2 separate regions of the Homo sapiens genome follow, and region 2 is linked to region 1. A link is an interaction called in ENCODE POLR2A ChIA-PET data of the cell type or tissue named here. Cell type or tissue: Panc1. All regions are shown on one strand. Links, peaks and the distances in the headings refer to the core of each region. The heading gives the core; the rest is flanking DNA.

Evidence for each region. Peaks named below come from ENCODE experiments on the same cell type or tissue, not always from the same donor. Only the 100,000 strongest peaks of a DNase experiment are listed, where the experiment ranks them.
Region 2: POLR2A ChIA-PET joins it to region 1 with 5 read pairs; 1 of 35 experiments calls an interaction of 5 or more read pairs at or near these places.

What each region holds. Positions count from the first base shown.
Region 1 is chr6:56,481,185-56,496,844 of GRCh38, forward strand. It overlaps DST (dystonin), which reads right to left. Exons shown (of 104, transcript NM_001374736.1): 83 at 12,826-12,996; 84 at 11,750-11,905; 85 at 11,043-11,249; 86 at 8,306-8,425; 87 at 5,920-6,089; 88 at 4,128-4,287; 89 at 1,499-1,693; 90 at 866-994. Among named protein-coding and RNA genes, the nearest start is that of COL21A1, 240 kb to the left of the region's middle. In Panc1, for the core only: no CTCF peak of the experiment used is centred there; a DNase peak (open chromatin) is centred at 10,047.
Region 2 is chr6:55,720,126-55,735,785 of GRCh38, forward strand. No RefSeq gene overlaps it. Among named protein-coding and RNA genes, the nearest start is that of BMP5, 150 kb to the right of the region's middle. RefSeq lists an enhancer at 13,700-13,869. In Panc1, for the core only: no CTCF peak of the experiment used is centred there; no DNase peak of the experiment used is centred there.

The DNA.
Region 1 (15,660 bases), core at 8,657-11,156:
AATCCATGCTACACTAGAATTAATGATGTATTTCCAGCCTGACTTCAAAAGACAAAATTATTTACTGGTGTTTAAAAGATCCTTTAAAGTTAATAGGAAATGCTGACATCAACACTACATTGAGCGTTACCATTTCAAATTCTTGACTTTTTGAGTCAAAGGTTAAAAAACATTTGTTAAGAGATATTTGGATTACTCTCTGAAGGGTTTTGGCAAGTTTCATGCATTGCCGCAGGAAAGATCTTGATTTGAAAACTCAATAGCCAGATTTAGACTTGGTTAGTTATTCAATAGAATATTGGCTTATGAAATTCATTTTTAAAGTTTTTAATGTATACTATAGGTTTCTTCTAAAAAGGATTTAAAAGGCTCTTGATTAAAAACAGAAGCAGCAGAGGCTTAAAAATAGATTCAAAGATGAGTTATTAAATTACCTGTGTGTCTTGTTTACAAAGGGCAAAATTACTAATTTACAATCCTACGGGTATAATTTTATAAATGCCAAACTGCTCGTTAAAGAGGTTTTATTTTTGAAATCCACATGATAACTGCAACAATCTTGACCAATTTTGGTCAAAAGCCAAAAAGCCTAGATAAATCAATATGCTTCCTTGAGATAGGAAACAGAGTAACTACCTTCCCTGAAAAGGAAACATCAAAAGACAGGTACACATACATGTGTGTGGGTGCATGGGGACATACATATGTAAGCAATGTGGACAGAAGTACACTCTCAAATGTATCAGGTGTTTAAGTATTTCTCAGGAAGGAAAATATTCATGCAGTTGATATTTGTAATCCCGAGTCTATTTTCCCTGCTTTGATTTTCTAATTTAGCTTTACATAGCATTTATATATTACTCACTTTATGCTGATCAATGAGAGTCCGGAGAGCATCCTCATCATCTGGGAGGACACCATGGAAACGCAGGGTTTGCTCCGCCTCAGCCAGCCACTCCAAGAGGGCATGTACCACCGAGTGGAATTCCTCTGCCTAAGAGTTCACACACACACACACCCCAAACAAAATTCCCAAATATGCCTGTTAGCACAATTTACAAAACTGTATAGTGGATTCATCCCTTCAATGAAAAAAAAAAAGTTTTAAATTTAATTGCTTCATTACTCCCATTAAGAAGATAGAGATACACATATTTTACAAGAAAACACTTAATATATTAAAAAAAAAGCCTATATGAAGAAAAATTTACCACTTTAACAACTTGATTTTAGATGAATGGCAGTCCATCATACTTCCAAGCTGAGACATTACTCACGCAGCACTTGTATGTGAAGATTAGAATGCCTCCCTCTAGCAGTAATTTAAATTCATGAGGGAGGGTGGGAGAAGGATCAAGGCAATGTTGCTATTAGAATTTCCTTCTTCAGACTGTCCTGATTGAGACACGAGGGCCTCACAATTTTTTACTAGAATAGTTCTTGTTGAGGTTTCAATACTTTTCCCATTACACCCAGCTCTCATTTACATGGTTTTTACCTGACGCAGGGCTGCTTCTAACCGTGTTTGCTTTGATATAGAAAGTGCACACACGGTCTCCCAGCGTGTGCTTAATTCCTGCATCTGGACCTTGACCCAGGAGGAGTCATCCCGACTGCCTTCTATGAGTTCTCGGGCTGAGCGCTTCAGGGCCTGCACACTGCTGGTCCTCTTCCCCAACTCTTTTTGGAAGGCCTAAGAAGACCATATTTTGAAAAATTAATTTTAATTACAAAACCAAAACAGCAACACATACTGTTTGAGATATATATGTGCACATAACATCATGTAAAGATATCTAAGACCTACAGTTTAATAACCATATTTCTGGCAGCATCTTCAGAAGATAAATGACACACTGCTCCTATTTGAGCACCATCAAGAAGAGTCTTGTATAAATTTGTTCAGTCCTGTCACATTCTCATGAGAAAACAAGATAAGATTATCTTATTTTAAAATGACATATTGGATTTAAATAATGGCAGCCAGCCTTCATTATTTCAATTTCATAAAACAATGCAACAAATTCCTTTTCTTAATGATTCTTTAATATGGTGTCCCAATTTCTCTCAAATCACTAGTGTGAATGTCAAGTGGATGCTGGCTTTGGCACTACTCTAAGAGATGTATCTAAGAACCTAACAGAGGACTAAGCAATCTTGATGTGTGTACCACGGATGTCTTAGAGATAATGGCAGGGAATTCCATAGGAAGTTGGCAGATGGTCTTTTATTCCTATAACACTCCTTGGTCTTTCATAATATCTTAGGTACTAACTCATAATGTCAAATTTTAGAGGCTTAAATCCTTGTCTTTCACCTTAGAGGAAAAGCTTCTGGGTTTGCTTTTTTTTTTTTTTTTTTTTTTTTTTTTTTCCTGCCTAATTTTGACAAACTGATGTGCCAGGAATTAAATTCATTTATTTTGGCCACAGACTGATCTAAGAAGTGAGCCCAGAGCTCTTTATTTTTGATCCAAGAGTCTGTGTATGCAACTAGATCTTTCAAACATTAATAACCAACATTCTGTCACAATAAAATTAATGTGTTTTTAAAAAAATCATCATAAATGAATATTACCATTTGGCCATATCTATAGGTTTCTATTCTGATACTCAGATCATTCACAAAAGTGAGCCTATCACAAAAGTGATTATTTGACTGATTCAACTCTAACAGTTAAAATGAGATGTGCCTGCAGAAAGACACAAACACACACGTATACACCAATACACACATTCACACACACACAAGCACACATGCAAATGGTACAGTATCTAAATATCCCATTTATGATAGGACTAGTCCAATAGTTTTCAGAAGACTTTCCAAAGCATTTTTACATACTTGAACTTCTTGAGCCTTCCAGTTGTATTACTAATGCTAAATGATTAATTCATTCTTGATGACCTTTAATATATAAAAGATCTGGCAATTACCTAGAGTAGTAAATATTTAGACAGTGAGTTTACAGAAATGGCATTTATGTAAAAAGTAACATTACGCTATTCATTACTCATTGAATAAATGCCAGGAAATAGAGAAGTTTGTATTAACCATACACAAAACATTTATTTCAATATAAGCAAAGCCATGTGATTTTTAAATTTTTAACTTTTGTAGACTTGACCAATGTTCTTTATTTATTCTTTTATTTTATTTTAATTTAGTTTGTTTCACTTTTCAGGTGTAACAAACTCTCTTATGGGTATAATGATAGAATAGAAAGAAAAAAGGAAAAATAAATATGTAATAAGACTTTTAAAAAGAATGGTAAGATCAAAATAGCATAACCAATATAAAGAGAACATTATAAATGGAATAAGTTTTCTGAACTCAGATACTAGAGAGAAGAAATACAAGATGAATTTAAGTAGAGTGATGTAAGACATTTTTATATAAAGTCAACTCCAATACAACTATTCTACATTAGTACTATGCTTCATATTGTTTCCAAGGCTAAGTTGCTTTATATCATTTGGTCATTATTTTGGACCTTACACTTAGTTGGACACCTTGAATATTACCTTTGATTTACATGACATGACAGTTTTACATGCATATCAGGAGATTTCAAGGAAGCCAGTTTTCTCGAAGTAAATAATAATCAAATCCCTTATAGCATAAGCTGCTGACTCATAAACTGCTATAATTCAAGGGGCAAGGTTAAAACAGTTTTGGTTCGGTATTTTTAAAAGCAGTTGGTCATGACCACCATGGGTCATGTCACAAATCTACATACTTATGCAATGACTTAGTGTCAGGTCACTGAATGAATGATTTTAAATTTTATTACATAATTGTTTAAGTGCATAACTAAAGATAGTAAAACATTCTTGAAATCTGTTTTAAAGCACCAGAGAATGAAATCACTTTCCAAGTTCTAAAAAGGTTTTAGATCTGGTAATTAAAAGCAAAAGTATTTCACTGACACTAAATAATACTTCCCCATCACTTTTAAAGTTTGCTTCCAGGTTCTGCTCAAACGGACACATATTTCAACAATAAAGACTGTTATGTAGTATGATCTATAGTCTTCTGATTTTAAAAGGCTAATTTAAATGGTTTACATTTCCTGTACACTCAGAATAATCAAACAAGATAAAATAAAATGTCCCAGATAACAATACCTTGTGATTATCGATCAGATTCATCACCAAATCAATGTCTCCATGAACAGGCTGGTCTTCTGCCAGCTGGGGTTCAACTCTATATAACCAATCAATGAGAGCCTGTAGGGCATCTGTGAATTGTCCAGAAAATAACAGGGCTTCCTCCAATTTGTTTTGTCTAGGGAAAAAGGTAGAAAAATTGATCCTTGCAACAAAAAACGTCACTCATATATCTGAACATCTAAAATTAATTGATGAAGGTTGAGTGGTACTCAAGGGGAAGAGCAGTATGTTGGTATTCATTGTTGTTTCTTTGCTCTTCTTAGGAAAAAGACAAAACTTTTCTAAACTTTCTTTCTTATTCCTTAAATACATGGCATCTGTTCCAGGAAAATTCCCACCTTTGGAAACCATGGACCCTTCATGTTTCTTCATAAAAATAAGCCTTTTAAACTGTTTAAATATTTTTAAAATTTTGTTTTAGATTATCAGGCAGTAAACTTGACATTTTTTGGTATACACTTCTATACATTTTAACACATGTATAGATTCACGTAATCATCACCACAATCAAGATCCAGAACAGTTCAACCATCCCAAAAATCTTCCTCGTGCTGTCTCTTTATAGACACGCCCTGCCCCCGCCTTCAAACCCCTAGCATTCATTGATCCGTTTGTCAGGACTTTATTTTTTTGTCTTTTCAAAAATCTTGTAAATAAAACCATGCATACAACACTGGAAAAGGTATGTAACATGCTGTGGCTGAGGAATTTAAGATTTTTTCAAGGGCCAGGCGCAGTGGCTCACGCCTGTAATCCCAGCACTTTGGGAGGCCGAGGCGGGCGGATCACGAGGTCAGGAGATCGAGACCATCCCGGCTAAAACGGTGAAACCCCGTCTCTACTAAAAATACAAAAAATTAGCCGGGCGTAGTGGCGGACGCCTGTGGTCCCAGCTGCTTGGGAGGCTGAGGCAGGAGAATGGCGTGAACCCGGGAGGCAGAGCTCGCAGTGAGCCGAGATCCCGCCACTGCACTCCAGCCTGGGTGACAGAGCGAGACTCCGTCTCAAAAAAAAAAAAAAAAAAAAAAAAAGGATTTTTTCAAAACTAACATGACAAAAACTTACTGTGAGTTCCCCAGAACTGAATATAATCTATTTAATCTTGATACTGACAAAAATCATTAAGATTAAGGATCAGCGGGAAAATTTGGAAACATGTACAATATATTTGAACTCTACTACTATTGTACTCAATTAAATACTTAAAATTTTTGAAATATGTCTTGGGTTTTCATGGAAATGTAATGAGAAAGAGGGAGATCAGAAAGGGGTAGATGGAGTTGGAAAGAAATGCTGGGGCCAGATCAGTGGTACCTTGCACGTCACATTAAGAAGCCTGTGTTTCAATGCATGCCCAGTAGTAAGTCACCAAAGGGTGTGAAGGAGGGGAATGACAAGATTCCATTTACATTTTTAAAAGACTATCCAGTAGTTATGTAGAAATTAAGTCAAAGAAGTGATAAAAGTGGACATGGGAAGACGAGTCAGAAGCAGTGGGTGTAGTCAAGTCTGAGATGGCAGAAGCTTGGACAATGATATCACTTTTTATTGTAATGAGTAGTTAAAAATTAATGAACAGCAAAGACTTCTCAATGCAAGTGCTATGTGTGTGGGATACTTAGGACAAGCAGAAGTTCCTCAGGCAAAGGAAATATTTAAGGTTCCCGAAATGTCCCCGCAAAGCACCATTACTGTGTATTTGAAAGAGGTCTACAGAGTAACCAAACTGTCTTAAAGAACATTTTACCTTTCCACAGATTTTCCACATATGGTATCCCATTTGTCTCTGAGTTCACTCAGCATGTCATCCAGTTTCAGGTTGTCATCAGCCAGGGAGGTTTTCTCCTTCAGAGAACGTCCAGTCCTGTTGGTGGTGTCGTAGACAGAATGCTTGGCTCCGAGTGATTTCTGAAACTCCTAAATATTTAACAAGAAAAAAATGCGAATTTCTTCTTGGGACTAATAAACAGGTAAGAGGCATTAACAGAGGCATCCCTAATAAATGGAGATGAATTATAGATGCTTTCTGACTTATAATGACTTGACTTAGGATTTTTTGACTTTACCATGGTACGAAAGCCATAGGGATTCAGTAGAAACCATACTTCAGTCACCTATTCAATAAAGTACCTAAGATATTCAACACTTTATTATAGAAACAGGTTTTGGGTTAGATGATCTTGTCCTATTGTAAGCTAATGTTAGGTGTATTAAATGCATTTTTTATTTACCGTATTTTCAACTTACAGAGGGTTTATGGGGATAAAAACCCATCGTAAGTTGAGGAGCATCTGTATAGTCTTTCTACACAACTCAATCATAAGCTTTTATAGAGCAGGGACATTGTCTTTGTAGGCCTCTCATTATCATCTTACACCTAGTAGATGTTTATAAATATTCAATAGGAAGAGTAGAAAGAATGAGATAACTGTTACTGAATATACAATAGCAGGAATGAGAACAAAGAAAGGTCAACTTAATGGGAAGCTTACAAACTCACAAAATATAATGGAAACATTAATACAGTGATTCTCAATCCTTGTAGCAAATTAAAATTACCCTAGATAGTAAAATGCTATGCAAATGTACACTTTTCTAAAATAATCTCAAGGTTATAATTACCTAAGAAGTTTTTACGGCCTTTAAAAGCTACATACTTTAAAGTGTTTTAATATGACTAAATTATTTAATTTGTCATGGGTAATAGGCAACTACATCTGGAAATTTCTAAGTAATAGACAACACAATTACAATCACATTATTTCTACAGTTATCCATAAATTTTTTTTCATATTATGCTAAACAGAATGCCAGTGTTATAGAATCATGGTATTGACAGAGATTTTCTTCACAAAGCAGATATACAAAAAATGTTATGGTTGAATACAGGTCACTGTTGCCAAATAGAGACTTTAAAAAGGTAGATATTCTTATTTATAGGACTCTCTAACTTTAATATGTAATATACTTTCATAAGACTACACGATACAACATCCACATTCAAGTTCAAATAAAGCATTCTGTTTTGAGAAGGAAGCTCTCATTTCGCCATCAGAGGGGAAGGAAGGAAGGTGCTGTTCACTGTCACTGTGCTCCCAATATTGAATGTGGCAGCTCACAGGCAAAGGGTGCCAGCAGAGCAAGCCATTCATTAGCCCTCATCTGGCCAGGGAACAGATGCTCAATATGTTTCCTCCCATCCCTCTAATCATGACCTCCTAAGGTTAGACCCACTGATGGAAGCAGCCAACCTATGTGAAGATGATGGCCAGGATTTCCTCCTGATGATGACAAATTTTATATCACCCCAATTTTTCCAGCCTTTAAAAATTATGTTTCAAGCGATAATTTATATGTACGTGCCTAAAATTGTAAAACCCTTTGCAAGAATCACTCTCCTTTTACCCACATCCTCATCCTGATGGCTGGTGGGGTCAACTTTATAAATAGAATTACATAAAAATCCAAATTCAAAAGAGCTGGGGAGGGTGGGAGGGAATGCTCTTTGAATGTCATGTGGAAGATATAAAATATGATAGGCATAGAAAAGGTAGAAAATATTTAAAAAACAATGTTTCTACATGCTTTTCTAGTCTATATAAACATGTCTTTGGGTACCTTTGAGGTTGGGTGGAATTTTATACGTGCACAAACACAATAAAATATTAATTTACAATTTAGGTACAAGCATCCAATTTTTCTCACTCTATTGTTTAAAAGAATCCATACCGCAAAATATCTATTACTTTTTACTACAGAATTACCTTCAAGGTGCTATTTTGTCTGTCAAAGAAAGTACAGGAAAAGACAGCTATCATGAAAAACTGAAATGCCAATGTTTAAAACCACTACAAATCCTTTATATGTTTTAGATTGTAGAGGATTTCCATTTTTATTTTGTATGTTTTTCTTTTTAACAATTAACCTGGGAATCATTAGTGAAATGGTCACTGAAGAGTGAAGATATTGCAACATAAGCAACATGAAGAGCAATAGCTTTTAAATTTAATACAGGTTCACACTGGACCTACATTTTTTCTTTAGTGATGAATAAACACGTGATGAAGTAAGGATTTTAAAGTGATCTTGAACTATATAATGAGACAATATGCTCTTCTTAATTATGGACCCACCTTATGTTGTGCAAGTTGTGTTTTTATTTTGTCTGGATCATTTGCGATTTCCAGTTCAGAATCCAAAGACTTTTCTGACTCTTCTAGCCACTCCATAAGTTTACTCCAAGCTTCATGGAACTAGAAAGAAATTCACACCTTTGTCTGAAAATTTTTCAAGCATATTATACTTGAGATCTAGCACAGTTTTAAGACAGAGATTAATAGTGATGAAAATCCTGAAAATTATTATTTCAAAATTTCCACTGAAGAAGAAAAAAGTAATGCTTTCATCAGCAAATTACAAAAAAAGTCTTGATAATGCTTAGCATTTGTGGCTGTGCCCCACTGTCACTTTGTTTTAATTCATTCAACATATCAGCTCTAAAAGAGCCTAGAAAAAAGTTAGGAAGCTACAGAAAGAACTTCTTCCTTATACTTTCTTCTTGTTCAATAATTAACATAAACTCTCAGAAAATGTTTTGTATTTTTGTTGTTGCTGTTGTTTACTGCTGTCTGTTGACAGATCTGGGTTTACTTCTAGGGAATTTAATCCCTATGTTAAGAAAGAGGAACAAAAATGGGGAGGGGTAAGTATAAAGCTTGTAAATTGATTTTTTAAAGTAGCAAAAACAAAAAAGAGGCCATTGCATTCCTATTTAATGCAAAGATAGTTCAACATCTTTATTGCTGCTATCAATATCCTCAAATCAATGCCTGTGCCTCACATATTGGTTTTATATGACTGAGCAGCCACAATATTTGGGTTCTAACACAATGTTATTCTCTTTGGCATCTATAACCTTGCAAACATTCTGGTACTATATATATTTGATTTTGAGCACAGTTTCTTTTCGGTTTGTCATCAAGAACCAGCAGGTACTATTTTCTGATACAATTGTGAAATTGGTTATAAATTATTTGTCACAATAAGCTTAAGTGAACAGATACCTAACAAAAAATTTAGTAATCAAAATTAAATCTATTGTATACCAAAGCACATGAATAATGAAATAACAACAAGATATTTAACAATAAGAGCAGAGTAAGGACACAGACTCACAAAACTGTAAGGGCTCTCTGGAGATCATCTCATTACAAACCTTCATATCCCTCTCACAACTTTAATCAATTAAAACATGGAAAAATGGAAACTAGAATAGACACATGAATTGTGAAAGTCAGAGAAGTATGATCAATATCTGAGCCAAAAACTGAGATATTAGAAGAAGAAGAAATAAATAGTAGAAACAGCTAGTCAAGGTGTTAGGTAGTTTGACTCCAAATAATACAGGCTATAACAGTTGGATGGTAAGGTCAATGATACAAACGCACAAGTTCTGAGGCTGGTTCTGCTTTCAAAACTATTTTTAAGCCATATAAATAGAGGAAATGCTATACATTTGCACTAAAAACAGTAGCAAATATTTATAAAGTTAATTAGACAAAATGAGAAAATAAAATTGATTAAATCGAGAAAGGAGGAAAAAGATGAGCAACTGGCTACTGATATCCAAGAAACATTTATAAACTGATGTTCATAACTCAAGAAATGCCGGCACTACACATGTTATTGCACCACATAATGTGGAGAGAAAACTGTCAGGCTGAGAATTAATACTGTCTTAAAGAAACATTAGAGATGGAGTATATCCCAGTGACTCATTTGTAACACTGAACATTTCACACCTCCCATTCAAAATGGGGTCTATGGTGTGTAATGCTATAACAATGCAATTTGTCATTTCTCAAGCCTTCAAACATTTGTACTGTTAGCATTAAACATTGAAACACCTGACTCCCGTGACATCTTTTTGCATCACCCAACTGAGCTTAACTCCTCAAAACAATGGGGTACAACACTAAGGCTAGAAAATTGCAGCTGACTGAGGCAAAAAGTAATTGTAAAATCCTCCTACAATATTACACTAAATTTCTAGTAAAAATCAAATGTTTAAAAATATATATATTTGTCAAGCGAGGTAGGTACACCTCTCTCTTCCATGGAGTACAAAGACACACAGAGATGCATAACTTTACCTCTTTGTGTTTAGTCTAGAATGGAATGTTAACAACAGGTAAAGGGAGTAAGGAGAGGAGAGTTCTCTGTGAAATTTGTGAAAATCTCTAGATTAAAATTTTAAAGTGGCCCCAAAAGATTCAAAAAAATTAATTTCAAAGTGAGATGGAGCTCTATTATCTGCTCAAAATATTAGAGAAGAAATGAAGGTCTGTCAACAAGTGTTCAAAGAGGTGGGGAGTGCCGACCAACTCAGACAGAGAATATGCCCCTTCAGAAAGCTGTCGGGAGGGCTACATGTCTGGCTCTCAGCACTGATAGCTTGTGAAGAAAGTCTGGCTTAGGAACTAAACAAAAGGTAGCAATACAATGAAGTATGATGTCTCACTCTGATTATGAGAACAGAGGTCAAAAGGACAAAGAAAAAGAAAACAAACCCAATAAAAAAAAATTCTGAGCTTCTTTCTGGGCCTCAATGATAATAGCCTGTCTATGAAGTCAAGCTATAATCAGTCTTCTTAAGATTAGTCCCCAGGGGCTGAAATTGCTGCCAGGTCAAAAAGTGATGTCAGCATCCAAACTGAGGCCACAGCCCTTTTAGGAAAGAACCACCATGGCACCATGCCATGATTGTTATGCCTAATACAGCCTGTGATAAAAGTACATCCATAACATATATTTCAACAGCAAGAAGTGGTTTATTGACAAGTTCAGAGAATTTTTCTAAAGGGTTATTACCTGCTTGGCTCTCTTCCTTGCATCATCCAAAGATCTTCCTCTCTCTACCAACCGTTGAACCACTTTTTCCCATCGACTTTGTACACTGATAAGTAGATTCTTGATTAGAACAACATCTTGTTTCTGACTAAAATATTTTAGGTGGGTTCCAGTTTTGTCCAGCTCTATTATCTGCTCACGATGAGAATTTACTTCATTGGCAAAAACCTTTCCCAGAAAAAAAGGAAATAAGTAGAAACAAATGAAAATCAGATCAATCTTAAAAATGCTTCTGGTGTCATAAACCTGAAATTATTTTAAAGGACAAACGAAAGCTTTCGAAATACCAAATGCATGCTTTTGACTTTAAAAAGGCCTGCTGTCAGCCGGGTGCAGTGGCTCACGCCTGTGATCAGCACTTTTGGAGGCTGAGGTGGGTGGATCACTTGAGGTCAGGAGTTCAAGACTAGCCTGGCAAACATGCTGAAACCCCATCTCTACTAAAAATACAAAAATTAGCCAGGCATGCTGGTGGGCACCTATAATCCTAGCTACCTGTGGGGAGGCTGAGGCACAAGAATCGCTTGAACCGGGAGGCAGAGGTTGAAGTAAGCCAAGATCACACCACCACAGTCCTGGACGACAGAGGAGTGAGACTCAGTCTCAAAAAAAAAAAAAAAAGCCTGGTGTCTGAAAAGAGAATCCTATCTATTTGACTCACTACATACCTTGTGTTCGTCAATTTGAAATAAGACTGTGTCCAAGATGAGACTTGGCCGAGAAGCTACATTTAGGGTCTGTTCAGCCTGAGTAAGCCAGTTGATGAAGTCTTGGAGAGAATTGTGGAACTCCATTGCCAAGTTGAGAGCCTCTTCCAGTTTAGTCTGCAAGGACAGATTGTTTAGTATGTGATGTTTAAGGGCCTTGGTTATTTTGTTTGTTTCAGTTTAAATATTCTCTGGCAGATTCCTTTCCTATCCCCACTTTATTTATGCATATCTATTAATATATTAACTAAATATCTTATAAATGTAATGGGCCTCACTAAAATACTGGCAAACCAAAACCCTTTAAGCCTAGTAAGCAGCATCTCACTGTAACTAAAAAAAAATTAATATACGCTAAAGCATGTTTTTTGGAAATTAACCAAAGAACACAATTACTAAATATAATCTGTAAAAAGAAAAGTTGACATTCATACAATTAATTTGGGGACTCAAAATATTATGAAATACATACTTTATGCTCCATCAGTGATGGCATATAATCTTGTATTTCTTGCCTATTGTTTTTTTCATGCAATATTGAGATTTCTTAGATTGTCAGTTTTGCGGTTTTAAAAAAGTAACAAAGACATATTCATAATTTAATATACATTTTAATCCATTCTCATGAATTTTTAAATGTAAGTACTTAAAAGAATATACACAATCATCTCACTCTCTTGCTTTCCCTCTCTCCCTCACCCATATATATAGTCTTTTGTTTAATTAGATTAAAATAGAATTAATTATTTAATGACCCAGAATTTGAGTAGTTCTTAACATTTAAAAATATAACTAAGTAACATTTGATCTATATATTTATCTATTTTTGAATATATCCCACCCCTTTAAATATGTTCTCATGTTAAAACAGAATATTATTTTCAACTACCCCATGAAATCTCCAAATATATACAAAAAATGTTTAAACATAAATCATTGAAAGTTCTACTCCTGATAGCTCTACTCAGAAATAAGGCCAAGTCCAAGACATGAAACAACTAAAACACTGATTCTATTATATTAATCAAAGCACATACTTTCCTTTCATTGAGTTTGGTTTCCACCGATTCCCATTTTTCTTTCAAGTTATTTATGTCTTGGTCAATATTTGTCTCTGCAGATTTTGGGCATCTTGCAAGCATCTGCTGGCCTTTCTGCATCAGACTCTTATATGTTTCTTCTTTAGCTTCAAAGGCAGCACAGACTTCCTAAATTGAGATACCCTCAAGTTATATCACTTTAAGAAAGTAAAATTTAAGAGTTCTATTTTTCTAGGTCATCAGTCCCAAGCTCCTCATCATATATTCATCTCTGTTTGCTCTCTCAGGGCAACCTTGACGCATTTATACTTTTCACTACATTGAAACAACAATTAAACCTACAGTCATACCCTGTCTACTGGGAAATCTAAAAAATGGTGTTATCATTATCAGCCCATTCTGGCATGCTAAGATTTGAAGCAACAGTTTAAATGCTGTCAAGAAAGCTTTCACTGTACAGTAACTAATTAGTTCTGTGAGTTTGGGCAAGTAATTTCATCTCTCTGAGCCTCAATTCCTTCCTCTGTAAAATGAGAGGCTCTCGTAGATCCCTCCTTGTACTATGATACAATGAATGTAGTATTTCATTGGTACGATTTAATTCTGCACTCAGAAAACATGCAATGGATAGAAAGTAAATAACCAGCACAGTAATATATTTAAGTTGATTATTCAGAATTATAAGAATCAAACTTGTGGTACTATGAATATTATTCTCATTTAGAACATTTCTAAAGCTTCTAACTAGAATGTTGTATGTATCTTCTATACAGGACATAAAATATTGCTTAAACAAATTCAAAGTTTAAGACCAACAAAACAACAGTTACTTCTCATTTAAAAAATTAAGACTAGTTCTATTTTATTTATTCAACTATAATGTGGGTTAAATCATAGTTCTCACTGAAAGATTATATATTTTATGTCTCACATTTTCAACTTTATACGTTTTAAAACTTGCAATATAACTCATATAATATAAAATACACTATTATAAGTATACAATTCAGTGTTTTTAAAATTATATTCACAAGGTTTTGTAATCACCACTAACTCCAGAACATTTTCATCACCTCAAAAATTTATTTCTTAAGCTTTAAAAAAAGCCCTATATAAATATATTTACAATATCATCTACTAAAAGCTTTAAATCCTAAAGCAAAACTTTCAGATATAGCTAAAAACTCAGGAAACTAATATTGTAAGTTTTGTACTTTTCTTCATTTCTAGCACAACAAAATCAAAAGAACTTTATTGAAATGATATTACAAATATCAACAACTCTTTAGAATGCTTTAAATCACAAATTTAAACTTATTTAAACAGATTTCTATGATTTATTATATAGGGTTACAAAAGATTCATTTTAAATACCCCGCCCAAACTCAGTTCGCTGAAATGGAATATTTTCTAAAAGTAAAGTATTCTTAAAGGTAGGTTCTTTGCTTTCAAGTTCTTATATTCTTCTAAGTTAACATTTTAAAAATATTTATATTATTAGAAAATAATCCCAAGCATCTATCTGTTCATGAGTTCATTAAACTTATAATTAATGGACACTGTCAAAGCTGTGCAAGTACTTTCCAGGAAAGTAAGGAGCTATCTGGAAGTTTCTCAGGTTTTTTTTCAAAAAGGAAGATAAGCACTTACAAGTTTAGTCTATTACTTTTCCAGTGAAACAAATAGGTCTCCTGTGGCACTAAAAACCAATAACGACAACAACAAAAACCACATACATAACTTTCTAAAACAATAAGTATACCATAAAGATTTCTAGAAAATTCTACACCGAATTAGTAGGACTTACTTAAACTACTGATGGTGATTGTGAAATAAATATGATGCTACCTACTGTCATAATCTGTTTTATTTCTTTACAACATCTACATGATGGTTACGCCCTCCTCAAATCACTAAATTCAAAATTATTTCCAAATAAGAGCAGTTTTATTAAGATCTTACAACAACATTATATCTCTATTAAAGAGTGTAGATATTGATGTACACTGATCTATTTCTTTTGCCAAATTTCTAAGTACTTCTACTTTTATCTCCCAAGATAATAATCATCAGTATTTGAATATTTTAAAAAATTTCTGATGTAAATTCACAAAAGTAAAAAATTAGGGGACTCTTTCAAAATCTGAAACACTGTTTCCTCTCAGAACTTCTAGTGCTGAATTACAATGGAATATGAATTTAAAATGTCAATAAATCCAAAGTAGCCTAAATTTAATTTCACAGTCCCCATTTCTATGAAAGAAAGCCCACATTTCAAGTCTCATCATTTTTTCCTCATCTTTCTTAGGAGCCAACTGTGTCACATGATCTAGGTAGGAACAGCGCACAGGTACAACACTCCAGACTGGACAGTTAAACAGAAGCCTCCTCTTTGTGTCTGTATTTGGTGTAAGTATGAAGTTGAAGATAAAGCTCTATCACCATTAAAACAAACAAGGAAGTTTTTTTTTTTTAACGGAACAAGAGTATATTTTCTAACCTTCCATGAAACCAAATGAGACAATCATGCTTATAACAATAATTTTAAGTCATTCTGATTATTTTGGAGGTTTTTCTTTACACTTCAAGGCACAATAATTTAATAATTTACACTGTGTTATATTACCACCACCCATACAGGCTTATTTTGTGGGGGAAGGTTTGTGTCTAAAAAGTGTCTAGAATTCTAAAACATACTGACACACTAACCTTTGTGGCACTGTTCACAATAGCAAAGACTTGGAACCAACCCAAATGTCCAACAATGATAGACTGGATTAAGAAAATGTGGCACATATACACCATGGAATACTATGCAGCCATAAAAAATGA
Region 2 (15,660 bases), core at 7,375-9,874, 760 kb before region 1:
TAACAAAACAAACAACATCCGGCCAACCAAACAAAATACTTTTGAACAATCCTAAAGTCCATCAGCAGTAGAAATAGACAAATAAGTGGTGGTGTATTTATACAGTGGAGTATGATTTGATAGTGAAAATGGGTTAATGAGAATCATAGGCATCAGTACATTAAAATCATGGAGATGTACTATTGGGCAAAAGAAGTCACGAATAAATATATGGTATGATTCTATTTATATAAAGTTCAAAGCCAAATAAGCTACTGTTTATGATTTTCTACATATATGTATGTATAAAATCTGTGAGGAAAGCCAGTAAATTCAATATTATGGTTAACTGGTTGCAGGAGGAGGCACTGGAAGTGGGCAAGTAAAGTCATAGATAAGGAGCTTTTAGAGTACAAGGTTTTATTTATTAACTTGGTAGTGGCCATATGGATATACACATTTTTTATTGTTTTAAAATTATACTTGTAAATTTTCATTCACTTTTGCATATGTGGCTTATTTTACAATTACAAAAATTATTATTGCCCTCAGGGAGGGAAAGAATATGAGTTATGGATATTTCTTTTACAAAAAGACAAATGTTTCAAATGTGCTGCCCTTTTCTGCAAAAGATGACTGACCAACATTTATATGTTGCCAAAGACATATTTGGGGATGGGGAGTGAGAAACACATTTTATGTAACCTTCAAAGTAAAAATAGTGTTTGTAAAAAGGACATAAGAGAGAATTTTTCAAATTCTTTTAGAAAATTTTTATCATTACAAGATTTGTGGTAAAAAATAATGTGCCTCACCTATGAAAATTATGTGTACACATAAAATTAATTTGAGAAAAGAGTATTGTTAACTACTTTTCAAACATTCCAAATGAAAATTTTCAATGGGTTTTAAACAAGTTTATTAACATTATTAAAATAATACAACTTCCCGGTGATAGGTGCACCAAAATCTCACAAATCACCACTAAAGAATTTACTCATGTAACCAATACCACCTGTTCCCCAATAACCTATGGATATAGAAAATAAAAATAAAATGGTACAACTTCAAAAGAATATTCAGGAAAAATCAATTGAAATCAAGGAAGACGAAAATTTTCTAGCCAAATTGCAAAAATTTTTGATCTATGTATCATTGTGAATTTTCTAGTTATAATGGCAGCAAAACCAAGCTTGAAAGCCAAAAACACCCTCAAAATCATAAAATACTCCCTCTGAATGAAGTTAAAAGAAAATAAACATAAGATATGTTTAAATTGGTGTATCATACATTACTAAACAAATATTCTAAAATTCATGAAGCAAATTTAGTTATGTTGCACTTACTACAATGTTGGTATTTAAAATGGTTTCTACCATTAATAGAAAAATTAAAAATTCCTTAAATATTATATTTCAAAAATACTGATTTCAATTTTATCAATTTATTTCAAAATCGTATTTCAAAGCTAACAGTTTAGCTCACCTTTTAAATGTATATTTAGGGTATGCATAATGAACAATAATTTTCTGCCATTCCAGTGGTTTATGCATGTAATTTATATATGAATAAATATATGCATATTGTATGTTCATGCTACAAAACTATAGTGATAAGAGTGCATGATTCTAAAAAGTTTGGAGACCAATGGTCTAAAAATCTTTCGGCAAATGAAATATTAAATTTGGGTTTCTTGCCGTTCACCATAGACATGCGGCCAGAGGACCAGATTAGCCATCAGATTAAACATGTATTAAAATTCCAAGTCCTTTGCCATACAAATCTGTATTCTTTTACAGGTATCAACTTTGCAACGTAATTGTTTTAAATATTAATATAGTTTGTTTCATTCTTCAGCATGAGTTGCATAGAGTTTGCAAGTGTTTTCTGGTTTTTCAATATTCAACGTACCAGTAGTTAAATAGTATGTTATATAGACTATAAGAGTGATTGAATTTCTAAACAAGCAGGACATGATTCAGAAGGATGAATAATTTCTAATACATGAACTGTATAACTATGATTTTAGGTCCTTTGTAGTTCCAAACATTACAAAAACATTTTATATTTCCCCATGTGAAATGTCTTCCCTATTTCTTCTGGAAAATACTTTGAAAGTCAGCGGCAGTGGCTCACACCTGTAATCCCAGCACTTTAGGAGGCTGAGGTGGGTGGATCACCTGAGGTCGGGAGTTCGAGACCAGCCTGGCCAACATGATGAAACACTGTCTCTACTAAAAATACAAAAATTAGCTGAACATGGCGATGCACGTCTGTGATCCCAGCTGCTCGGGAGGCTGAGGCAGGAGAATCACTTGAACCTGGGAGCTGGGAGGCGGAGGTTGCTGAGATAGCGCCACTGCACTCCAGCCTGGGCAGCAGATTGAGACTCTGTCAAAAAAGAAAAAAAAAAAGAAAGTCAGTCAGCAGATGCACCAACTACTGGAGGAATTTTCCCCTTTTCCTCAGCCAGATTCAGTCTTTTTTTCTTTGCTTTTCTCCCTCCTTCTTGTATGTTTCATTAGATTTTTAATTATTCTTATTACTTTTACCATAATGAATTGTAATTGTACGTAGCCAGTTGTTGTCATTTGCGTTTGAATTCATTTATGAATTGCAAATTATTTGAGGACAGACTTTGTCTTATTTAAACTTGTAAGAGATGATTCAAGAATTATTTCTGAATAAATAAAATAGGCATACCTTCAGCATTCCTTAAGTCAGTGTTTCATAAAAAAAATTCAGAAGAACAGTACTATCTTGATAGTCTCTAGGTAAAAGAGTTCCATTGTCAAATAATCTTGTTTGGTACGTAATAAATATTACACTTCCCTTCTGAAAATCAAAAATGCACAATAGTCAGAATTCCTACCATAAATAAACCTGTTTAAATTTCTTAATTCAGTATTTTTCAAATAAATATTGCAAATCTCTTTTTTTTTTTCCTGGAACACACATTAATGTCCTGTGGAAGTGGTTTTTCTATGTAATAATACTCTGGGAAATGCAAAAATGCTACATTTCAACATTTATATTGTTCAATGTGCATGCAGAGAAAGTAATTAAGGGGGAGAACTATAATTATACTTATGTTATTCAGGGGGCCATGCTGCAGCTAAAGGAAAGGAAATGAATTCTAAATAGTTAAATTATTTATCCATGTAGAACCGTGTCTTTTGTTTATATTAAAAACATATGTTGTAAATTGAGAGATAAATTTTATTCCATGTACATTTTTAAAGGAGAAAGATATGACTTTGTCTAAGAATGACTATCATATGAAAATGAAAAAATTAAGCTTTAAATTAACTAAATCAACAGAACTCATAAATTCAGCACAACAAATTTATGCTGCCCTCCATAGTGTTAGCCATCAGAATTGCCATATTTAAAACCATGATGTTAAATATCTCTGAGGAAAGTTCACCAATCACAAAAGGAAATCATTCTCATCTATTAATTTTGGGCATCAAAGAGCATTATGAATTTGATCACCAATTTTATTCTTCAAATTTAGATTTTAATTCTTAGTCTATTCTTCTTAAAGAAATTCTTAAATGGTATAAATTGTTACTGCTGAAGTTTCGCAAAAGGACTTTATTGAGCATATGAAAGTAATTTTAGTCGATAAGATTGATTCCAAAATAAAAATTGACATTTAAATATCAGTTTCATTCCTTCAAATAGCTGCCATGGTAGGAGTGCTTCTAAATGAATTTAGTAATGAACATGTTAAACGTTTGAGATACTCTTAGGATTACATATTTTATTAACTAAAAGAGACTATTTAAAAGAAATATCTTTTAGACAATTGAAATGCTAAAAATTGCAAATATAGGCCTGCGCGGTGGCTCATGCCTGTAATCCCAGCACTTTGGGAGGCTGAGTCGGGCAGATCACGAGGTCAGGAGATCAAGACCATCCTGGCTAACACGGTGAAACCCCGTCTCTACTAAAAATACAAAAAAAAAAAAAAAAATTAGCCGGGTGTGGTGGATGGCACCTGTAGTCCCAGCTACTCAGGAGGCTGAGGCAGGAGAATGGCGTGAACCCCGGAGGCGGAGCTTTAAGTGAGCCCAGATCGCGCCACTGCACTCCAGCCTGGGCAACAGAGCGAGACTCCATCTCAAAAAAAAAAAAAAAGAAAAGAAAAAATTGCAAATTTAGATCATCTTTATTCATTCTTTCAAAAAGTATTAGTTACCTATATAACTAAAATGAGTTAATACCACTGAAAGATTAGTTTTAGAATATCTGTGTGGATAGTAAACCAGCATAGTGTTTCGCTTTTTTTTTTAGTATCAGAAAATGCTATTTGATGAATGTTTTTTCACATGGAAAAAAATGACTTGTTTTATTCAATCTCAAACATGTGATTTACAAGGCAAAAGGGCTGGAATAAACATAAAAACACAAGAATCTGACCCATAAGGCTTTGAAGCTCTTTATACTGCTGATTGGGATCCAGTCCTAGTGTATTAATATACATTCTGCAAACTCTTACTCTTTACATTTGTAGAAATCTTCAACACTAATGAAAGAAGGAAGTAATTTTCAATATCCTATATATATTATTGTGTTCTTTTGGAGAAGAGGTCAAAGGATAAAAGTCTACTTTCTTCCAAAGAAGCATCAGAATTAAGGGGAATGTATCTTAATAATGAGGAAGCATAACATTTTCTACCCTTTTACATGATTAAATTGTCTAAAGTCAGTACACGTGTACCATATGAAAGACTGTGAAATCACCAAGATTTAGGAGAAAGTACTGGGCTAATTTTTACCCTTGAACCAAATATCTCTAAGGGATTTTCTGTCATAGAAGAAAAAGAAGGAGAAAAAAAGAAAGATGGGACAAGAAAGAGAAAACTAACTTTGTACAGACTTTTGGAACACATACTTTTGCTTTTTAGAAACTTCTTTGCATGGAGTTCTCTTTCCTGTGCAAATGTTATTAATAACACATACGTATTATTAATATAAATATAGACTGGAACTGAGAAGGATATTTAACAAAGAAAAGCTTATGAGTAGTGAGAGGAAGGGATGAAGTTGTTTATAAAAGCTGGAAGATGCAACGTTCTTTCCATACATAGTGGAGTCTTGCATGTTTATTTTAATACTTGAGTTTGTTAGCTTTTTTGAAGTATTTATTAATGGCGCTTACTCTGGTTTTCAATAAAATCCATAGCTGCTTCCTATTTCTATATATACAGCACTGTCATTGTGTGAATTTTCAACAATTTACATATTTTTGCTTAAGTCAAACAAATTAGTTTTATATTTTTAAATTTGAAAGACTGATGACTTGAAATCACACATTCATTTCTACACATTTACATGCACAGTCACAGTACTAATATGTAGACATGACTATAAATCATGCCAAAATAGAATGCACTGAAGCATATATACTGCAGTACCTGCAGTCTATATAGTGTGACCCTTGTTTAAAAAATGCCAGTTTCACAAAGGAAAATGTTAACTTGTCTGAGAAATATTCTATTGACTTAAAATTTAATTCTATAATCTAGCCTTTTCTTGCTTTTAAGAATGTCAGCCATAATTGCTAAAAATGAAGTTTTAATCAAACTTGGTGCTTGGGCCAAATAGTCACAATTGGGAAGGGGAGTGGGTCATTCAGTGAATTCCAGAGAATAGGCAGATAGAACAAGTGTTTACCAAAAGATGTGGGGGCTACTGAAATAAGAGAAGTTTAAGGAATCAAGAATTGAGCTAGAAACAGAGTTTAGTGAGCTTTAGAGATAAGTCCAAATCAGGAGTCCAGAAAACATATCAGAAAGTAGAGGCATAGAAACTGGCAGGGAAAATTATATGGCTGCAAAGCAGGGAAGGCTTCTGAACAGTCATCTAATATGCAAACTATTGTCTGAGGCTGGTGTTAAGAAATTTATTGAGGGTGGCCTATAGAACATCTGTCAAATAAAGGACTGCCACTTTGGATTGCCTTTGATATTTTCTTTTCAGGGCACATTTTTTCCCCAAGCAAATTAACTTATAAACAATTTGAGAGAAGAAAACAATCTCTTTTAGCTTTTGTCCATTTAAAGGAGAACAAAACAAGGTGTCAGAAGACCTTGATTTTGGTTTTAGTATTTGTATAAGTTTTCTATTGTTGCCATAATAAATAACCACAAACTCTGGCTTAAAACAACACAAAATGCTTATCTCTAAGTTCATAAATCAGAAGTCTAAGTTGGCCCAACTGGTTTCTCTGAGTTTTACAAGGCTGCAGTCAAAGTGCCAGCAGGATAGGCTTTTACCAGGAGGCTCTAGGAAATAATCTGCTTCCAGATTCATTCAGGTTGTTGGCAGAATACATTTCCTTGTGGTTGTAGAACTGAAGTTCTTATGTCTTGCTGATTGTTGGCTGACGGTTGTTCTCAGTTACTAGTGGCTGCCCACATTTTCTGGCTTGTGCCCCTCTTCCTCCATTTTTCACAGTTCAGTCTCCTCTCCTGCCTCAAGTCTCCAGCCTTCCTTTTCTGCTGCATCTCTGTCTGGCTCTGCTATTTTCATTTCCTGCTTTTAAGAGTTCATGTGTGTATTAGTCTGTTCTCATGATGCTAATAAAGACATAGTTGAGACTGGGTAATTTATGAAGAAAAAGAGGTTTAATGGACTCAGAGTGTCACATGGCTGGGGAGGCCTCACAATCATGGCAGAAGGTGAAAGAGGAAGGCACGTCTTACACGGTGGCAGGAAAGAGAGCTTGTGCAGCAGAACTCCTTTTTATAAAACCATCAGATTTTCTGAGACTTATTCACTATCATGAGAACAGCATGGGACAGACCCACTCCCATGATTCAGCTACCTCCCACTTGGTCCCTCCCACTATATGTAGAAACTATGGAAGCTACAATTCAAGATGAGATTTGGGTGGGGACACAGCCAAACCATATCGATGTGATTGCTTCGGGTGTACTCAGATATTCCATGATAATCTCTCTATTTTAAAGTCACCTGACTAGCAAGCAGAATTCCATCTTAACAACAATATCTACATTAGAGTGTGATTAAGTAACCCAGGATGGGACTCTTGTGGGGACATCTTTAGAATTCTGCCTGCAATTGTTTTATGACCAAAAAAATTGTGTGAAGCTGGCAAAGCAGGCATCTGTTTTGTAACTCCTCTTAGATAGTCTCCCATTGAAAAACTCAGAAATTAGGCCAAATAAATGTTAACTTTCACTTCCAGCTGTCTATACCTAAAATCACTTGACTTGACTTTAATATAATGTCATGTAATCAGTTGCTGCCCAGTGAATATATGTTTTTTGAGATGAAATAAATAACCTCAATTGTTGAATACTTGAACTTATACTTTTTGGCTTTGTTTTACAAAATTGTATTATATTAATAAAAGTTCACATAATTTGTTATTAATATATTCTATTATATATCTAAGTAAAAGTTCATATGACATTCTTACAGAGTAATACTGGCACAGAGCTTTTTTAAAAAATAACTCCACTACCAAATTCTCTAACTTCAGGACTGGTAAATCTTGCCTATTATTACATCTTCCAATGCTAGACTTATGACTTCCAAAAATATTCTTTTACTTCTCTATTTTGATGTAGAATGTACCTATTGCTTAGCTACTATAAAAGATGAGAAATTTACCAAAACCGCATTTCTCCACTTACTCACATACTTCATATTGGTGACTGTGGCAGATTGTATTTTCCAAGATAGCCTCATTAAGATCTCCCACCTCTCATCTTACAGCATGATGCTGACTTTCCACTCATCAAGATGTGGGATGTTTTTTCCCTCACCTTGACTCTCACAGACTTGTGAAAACAGTAGAGGTGTTGCTACTTGACTTCCAAGGGTAGGTCATATAAGACAACCAGCTTTCTCCTGGTTCTCTGGGGATGCTTATTCTTGGAATACAGCCAGCATGCTCTGAGGAAACCCAGATCACAAGTATAGGCTATGTTTAGGTGTTCTAGCCAATAGACCTAGTTGAGGTTCCTCCTGACAGCCAGATCCAGCACCAGACTCACAAGAAAGCTTTGGAGATGATTATTGTCCCCATCATCATCTGGCTGTAATGACGAGAGACCCAGCTTGAGAACACCTAGCAGAACCTGGTCAACCCAGAAACATGAGAGACAATAACATGATTATTGTTGTTTTAAGTTATCAGGCTTTGGGTCAGCAACAGGTAACTGGAACAGCTACAGCTGTATTTTATATTCTTAAGTTTTATTGACTCAGCATTCTGTCAGAAGTTCAATTTTAATTTGTTGAATGATTTTAAATATTTTAAAATAAAAATAGAATTTAGTTTATTATGGTTATATATTAATGAATGCAACGTAATAAAGAATAAAGAAATGAGACTAAGTACCTAGGGGAGGAAATGCATGCTTGTCACTAAGTTCCTGAAACCCAAAAATGAATGTCTCAAACACAAAGGTCTGGTAAATTCTCTGCTAATATTTTTATAGTTGTAATCAGCTATCATTCTTCTTGTACCTGAAGACTTCCTCTTTTTATGGCCCTTTTTTATTTTCCATTTTTCTTCCTTACTGTCCTTACTTTTTTTAAGTAAATTTTTTTAGAAATTAAATTACTTAAGGAATTTACTTTTCTTATGTAACTTTTTTATTAGGAATAAATGAGTGGAAATATTCTGGGTTATATACTTTTAAATGTTTTTATTTTATACTCTTGCTTTCTTGATAGAGTGGCTTGATATGAAAATTTAAGTTTAAAATATGTTTTTAATTGAAGACATTGTATTTTTTCTCATGTCCTCTATTAGTCATTAATTGATCTTAATTTCTTTGTATGTAAGCTATTTCTTGATCTCTAATGGGTGTTGGAAATTTTTTTCTTTTCGGTAGATTTTAATTTTTCACCTAAAAGCATTTAGATGTAGGTATCTCTTAGTCTATCCCTTTTGGCAATTGGGAGTCCTTTCAATTTGAAGAACTATGTCTTACGGCAGCTTGGAAAAATATATATATATGTATACTTGATTGATTTCTACCATCTCTTTTCTCTGCTTCTGGATATTTTATAAAATGATCTCCAAGATCTATCATTTCTCTTTTACTTTCTCTCATGCTTTAATATCTGTCTTTAGCTTTGCATTTGGGGAGTTCTTTGTGTTTATGTTGTAGATCACTAGCTTGGTTTTTTAGCCTAACCCATTGTATTATTTAGTTTATTCATTTGTTTTGTCTCATTGTTGGAGATAATATTTGTCATTTTTGTCTTGATATCTAATCGTTTATTTTTAGGAACAAGTTGTTTTTAATTTATTGATATCTCAAATCTCTGTAAAAATACCCTGTGTTTCTTAAGAGAATTCCCCCCAATCCCAAGATATTTGGCAACATCTGGAGACATTTTTGCTCGTCACAATTGTGAGGGTTGCTACTGTTATCTGGTGGGTTGAGGCCACGAAAGCTACTAAATAGCTAATAATTAATTCCTAGGACAGCCCCCTGTAAAAAAGAATTATCTGGCCCTGAAAGTCAACAGTGGCAACGTTGGGAAGCCCTGGAATATAACTATTAGAAATATGAAAAATTCTCATTATTCCATATATCACTTTTGATTCCTCTGGATTTGATGGATATATTTTCTTCTTTCTTTTATTTTGTGGTTTTTCTTCCCCCAAATATGTGTTGATCTTAGCTCCTAGTTCTCAACATGTACAAAGTTGAGTCATAGAATTTTCTCTCTGGTTGTGTTTACCTATTTTCCCAAGAGCTTCTCCTTTAAATGAGAGGGCCAACCACTGATTTCTCTTAGAGAGCAGGGTCATGTCAACAAATCAATACCACTGTAGGGTGCTTAGGTATGGAGCAGGTAGGCTAGAGATCCCTTCAATTATCAAATTAAGAAGAGTTTTACTCTGGAGATAAAGTATTTTACTGTATTTCACTACTAGATGAAATTTTTGTTTTCTTCTTTTACTTGATATTTTCTTGGTGTCTGAAGTAAATGTCTGGAGCTATTTCTTTTTTTTTTTTTTTTTTTCAGTCATTATTTGTTTGTACAGCTGTGTGAATTTTTTTTTTTTATTATTATACTCTAAGTTTTAGGGTACATGTGCACATTGTGCAGGTTAGTTACATATGTATACATGTGCCATGCTGGTGCACTGCACCCACTAATGTGTCATCTAGCATTAGGTATATCTCCCAATGCTATCCCTCCCCCCTCCCCCGACCCCACCACATCCTTCTCTACTTCTCTCTCAGGCCAAAACTCATTCTAGAATACCTCTCCAGACAAGTGTTAGGTTCTAGCTTGGAGGCAAATACTACTGCTGTCAGCCATATCATCTGCATATATTCCAGAGGAGGAGAAAGGAAAAGGTCTCTCTAGGCCCAGCTATTAATAAAGCAGTTGTTTAATTAATTAATTTCCATGATGATTCCCAGGACCCTCTCCTATTCTTTGTGTTGATGTCATTGAGTTTAGAATTTCTCATGGGCTCCATCAGGATTGATTGCTCTCACTTCTGGAATCTTGGCTTGAATTCTTCTGCTCTGTTTTCTCCATTAATCCCATTCCACCTACTTTTTGGTTTCCAGGGTTTGTTAAAACTTTCTGGTCCACTGGTAGCACTTTTTTCTGTTTCCCAACACCATTATTGTATTTTAAAATGCTGATCCTAACCATTTTGATGAAACAGTGTGCAAGAGGAGAAATAAACATGGAAACCAGAAGCTACCCTGAATCAATCATACATCCCAACTTTCATAGATGTTTGTCACTTTTTCATTGTTAGCCCCCCTGTATTAGATCATGTTCCCTGGTAGCACATCTTGAGCATGTCTTCTGCAAGTGATTTATTGACAAATGCTCCTAGGGAAATGGTATGGGAATACAGGGAGCAGGATGGGGGAGGAGGAGGAAAAATGCCAAGTCTGAAAGGCAGAAAACTGCCACACCAAAAGACGTCCAAGTCCTAATCTCTGGAACTTGTAAATACATTACCTTACATGGCAAAATGTACCTTACAGCTGTGAATAAATTAAAGATCTTGAGATAGTGAGATAATCCTGGATTAGCCAGGTAGCCCAAATTTAATCACAAGGGCCCTTAAAAGTGAAAGAAGGAAGCAGGAGTATCAGAGACTGAGAAAGAGTTGAAGATACTATGTTGCTGGCCTTGAAGATGAAGCAAAGAGCCACAACACAGAAAGCATATGGCTTCTAGAAGATGGAAGGCAAGGATGGCAAGGATGTGATTCTTTCTGAGAACCTTCAAAAGGAATCCAGCACTATCAACACTTTGATTTTAGCCCAAAGGAACTAATTTTGGACTTCTCAGGCAAAGTCCATGGGAGAACATCTTTGACCTGATCCCGCACGAGAGTCCTATGGTGTAAGTACTGCCTCAGAGTTGTCCCACTGATGACAAGGGGTTCAGACTTTAATACTGACACACCTATATATTTTCTGGTTATAGTTAAATTCCCAGGTATTTCTGGCTCTCCACCTGAAGTTGGGAGAGCACACGATTGTCAAAAGGGATTCAGAGCTCTGAAATGAGCAGTGACATTATTCGCTAGGCCTCTCTTCACCTAATCTTCCTTTTAGATACTCAGCTATTATATATTCAGAATCATAGAGAGGCGATGCATCTCTAAATGTCCATTTCCAAGCCTAGATCTCCAGCAACCAACTGATTCTCTATAACCCTACTTTCCAGTTTTCTATCCAAAAGAGTTTTATCTTGACTAAAATACAATCCATTTCTATTCCTTGCACCATAAAATATGAACAACAAAGAAAATGTGGGGTGGGAAATCATTCTTCAGAGAAATGAAATGAAGTAGAAGGCAGCAAAAGTCTTTTTCCAAGGTGGGAATCAAACAGCTTATACCATGAAGTGATGACACCTGATTAAAGATATAATCAAAGGTCGTGAGTAATACAGTGTCCTAGAGAGGAAAATATCTGGGCTATTGTGAGTCTGGTGCCAGAAAACAGTATAAATGGTATTAAAAAATCAAAGGCTAAGAGATGGATAATTAATTCTGGATTTGAAAAGTTAACAAAAAAAGATACTCATTTAAATACTAAGTATTAAGCTCAAGGCAAAATTCCAATAACACCCATTTTGATGTCTGAATCTCTGCCCTTAACCTAATAAATGAAACAACCTAAATGAAGTTATTTAACTAATGCATCCTTTTGCCTACTAATGCGTTTATAATTTGATTATGTCTATAAAATGTTGGCACCTGTCCGGATGCTAGAAATAAAGAAAAATAGTACTGTGCGTATTCACAAACAATCTTTGCCTTCAGATAGCTTATAGTCTCATAGTGTAGGACACTTATAAGAACCTAAATATAAAATATACATATATCTTTGTAAACATAAGATATTAAATATATTATTTGAGTTCTTTGATTTCATTATAAGTCTTATAATAACGTAATTCTTGCAATTAGATTATTAGAGATAAGCAGGTTCAACAGGTGCTATGGTTGATTAAATAGTTATCTTGAAAATTTAGGACCGACAAAATGCCCAATCTAACTCACAGATTTCTTCCTACCGACACACTCTTCCTGATTTTACAAAGATGTTTCCTTCAGTTTTTGTTTGAGAAACTAGATTACATATCATCTTCACCATAAAAAAAGTAATCAGATCAATGTGGTAGTTAAATACATAAACATTTAACCAGCTGTTTATTATTTCACCTATCTTTCATTTTACTCATATTAATATAAAATTCAGACAATTGTGTAATGAGAATTCAAGACTCTCATTGGTATAAGAAATGAGCTTGAAATTTAATTTTCATATTGACACTTTATATAATCTTAGATTTGGAATTGTTGGTTTGAAAATAAGATTCCATTGACAAAATAAAACTATTTTGCTATCCTAGAAACTATTCTAACTTATATTATAATTAAATAACACAATCAAGTTGTATCTATTTATGGTAATTGAGTAATTAAGTTATATTTCTTTGTAAGAATTTCCCCCGAAGATACTCAAATTTAAATCTTTAAGATATTTATGCTTAATTTTCCTAGGTTTGAAATTGTATCCACAGATTTTGTGGTAAAATGGAAGTTTTAGCAGCCTAACAGAATGCTGATAAATTGGCTCTATGTCTCTGGTTTGTCAATTTAGTTGCTGAAATCTAGAAGACAGCAATCATGATTCAACTAGATTGACCCTTTTCGTAAGCCAAAATTACTTCAGTCAAAATTTTAAAATGTTAATATATGATTTTTAAAAGATCCTCATCAACATTCAAGACTAATTGAAACGATTAATATAATCCAATGACCAATATTTTATAGGTCTTTCTCTATTGCTTTTGAAATACTTCTCTTAAGGATTTGTAGTATTCTTCCTCTGCTAACAAAAAAAACTGCTATGGCATTTATTTGTTTTTGTTTTTGTTTTTGTTTTTGTTTTTGTTTTCACAGGGAGTCTCACTCTGTCACCCAGGCTGGAGTGCAGTGGCGTGATCTCAGCTCACTGCAACCTCCGCCTCCCAGGTTCAAGCAATTCTCCTGCTTCAGCCTCCCAAGTAGCTAGGATTACAGACGTATGCCACCATGCCCGGCTAATTTTTGTATTTTTTAGTAGAGATGGGGTTTCACCACGTTGGCCAAGCTGGACTCGAACTCCTGACCTCAGATGATCTGCCTGCCTAGGCCTCCCAAAGTGCTGGGATTACAGGCATGAGCCATTGTGCCAGGCCTATGGCACTTATTAACTCACTTTTCATTGGTTTTATGTGGCATACAGAACTTTTAGCCAATTATCAATAGTTTATTAGTTTATCATTGCTGCTCCTGTTTCAGAAGTTTGTTGGTTTTTTTGTTTTGTTTTGTTTTTTGTAGCAGCTAATGTTGTTTTTGCCATGGAGCTACAGACACAATGCCATTGGTTGGACTTTTATAAGGAAGAACATAGCTAGGGGTTCAAACTCAATATTACAGAAAGTAAATCCTTCAGGATCAAGTCTTGGCCAAGAAAAGTCCAGTAACTGACCCCATTTGTATCTCCATATTACCCAACTGTACAAAATCTCTTCTCCACTGAATAGTTTCCAAATTTCCTGTTATCAAATGTATCAGTTTCAATTTGTATCTGAAGTTTGTAACTTCATATTTAGTCTTCATTTTATTGACACTGAAATCTATTACTTGAGGTAAGATGAAACACTGAATTAATGATCTCACCCTTACAACTTCCCAGACATAAACATACTGAGAGCAGAACCAATCAAGAATGACACCTAGTGATACATGGTATTTGGTTTTTTAAGGATAATAGAGAAGAGACAAAAGGAATTTCTGGCCTCAGAGACCCATGCAGACATTCCTAAACTGGACTAGCAAGAAATATGAGACTTCCAATTACCTGAGAGGGAAGGAATCTGAATTGGTATGCTGTTCTAAGAAAAAATTATTATCTTAGCAAGAGGGCTAGGGGCAGACAAAGAGGGACATAGTCTTTCTATTCTACATATTTTCCAGGACCAGCCCTTGAAGGATGTCACCAAGTGAATACTTTCCTAATGGATTTCTTTCACTATAGTATACTCTTCCAGAAAAATTTCCAGTTATAAGTGTTTTGAGTTTGTAAATGAAGTTTTAATCTTATATCTCTCACCCAAAAAATAATCAGTCATGTCAAAAATAACCTTATGTTACTTAAAACATAAACAGCCAACAAACAGTCAAATAACTGTATAATACAACTATACAGGTAAGAAACAGATATCTGTATATATGAATATATAGTTGTATACAGGTACACAAATTATAAAACAAAATATATTAGCTAGTAAGAGACAATATCTAAGTCTCAGGATTTTTCTACCATGTAATTAAATTATAAACTCTCCTTTTTCCCCCAAGATCTTTACTAAGTATTTACTTAAAAAGAAATTTTAAAAATATTTTTGGGAAATAATTTAATCTTTAGGTCCCCCAAAGTGACATTTTGAGAACTTTCAACAGAAACACATTAGTTGTTCTTAATTGCCATAAGTACTCATGGAAGATAAAGTACATGATATAGGACTATACATTTACTTTCTGCAAAATTAAAGAATAAGAGATAATGTGAAAGTAGTTTCAACTGTAAGTAAATGTTGTTGGTTTAAAGAATATTATAATAATCACTTCTGATTTGACAACCATAATGAAATTTACTTGATATGAACAGCAAAATTAACTTTAGTTTCTTCCTCTTTTATTATAAATGTAATATGGACTGTCATCTTAAAAGTAGATCTTGAGTTTCATTCCTATGGAAAAATAAACATATATTTATTCTAGAAATAAGCTGTAAAATACATTGATCTCTGTGCTTGCCCAGAGCTAACATTGCTGAGAAATGAGAGCATAGTAATATTTACATTGAGAGCCTTTCTTATATCAACAAAGTGTCAGTCGGTGGAGCCAAGATGGCCGAATAGGAACAGCTCCAGTCTACAGCTCCCAGTGTGAGCGATGCAGAATACAGGTGATTTCTGCATTTCCAACTGGGGTACCAGGTTCATCTCACTGGGGAGTGCCGGACAGTGGGTGCAGGACAGTGGGTGCAGTGCACCGTGCATGAATTGAAGCAGGGCGAGGCATTGCCTCACCCAGGAAGCACAAGGGGTCAGAGAATTCCCTTTCCTAGTCAAAGAAAGGGG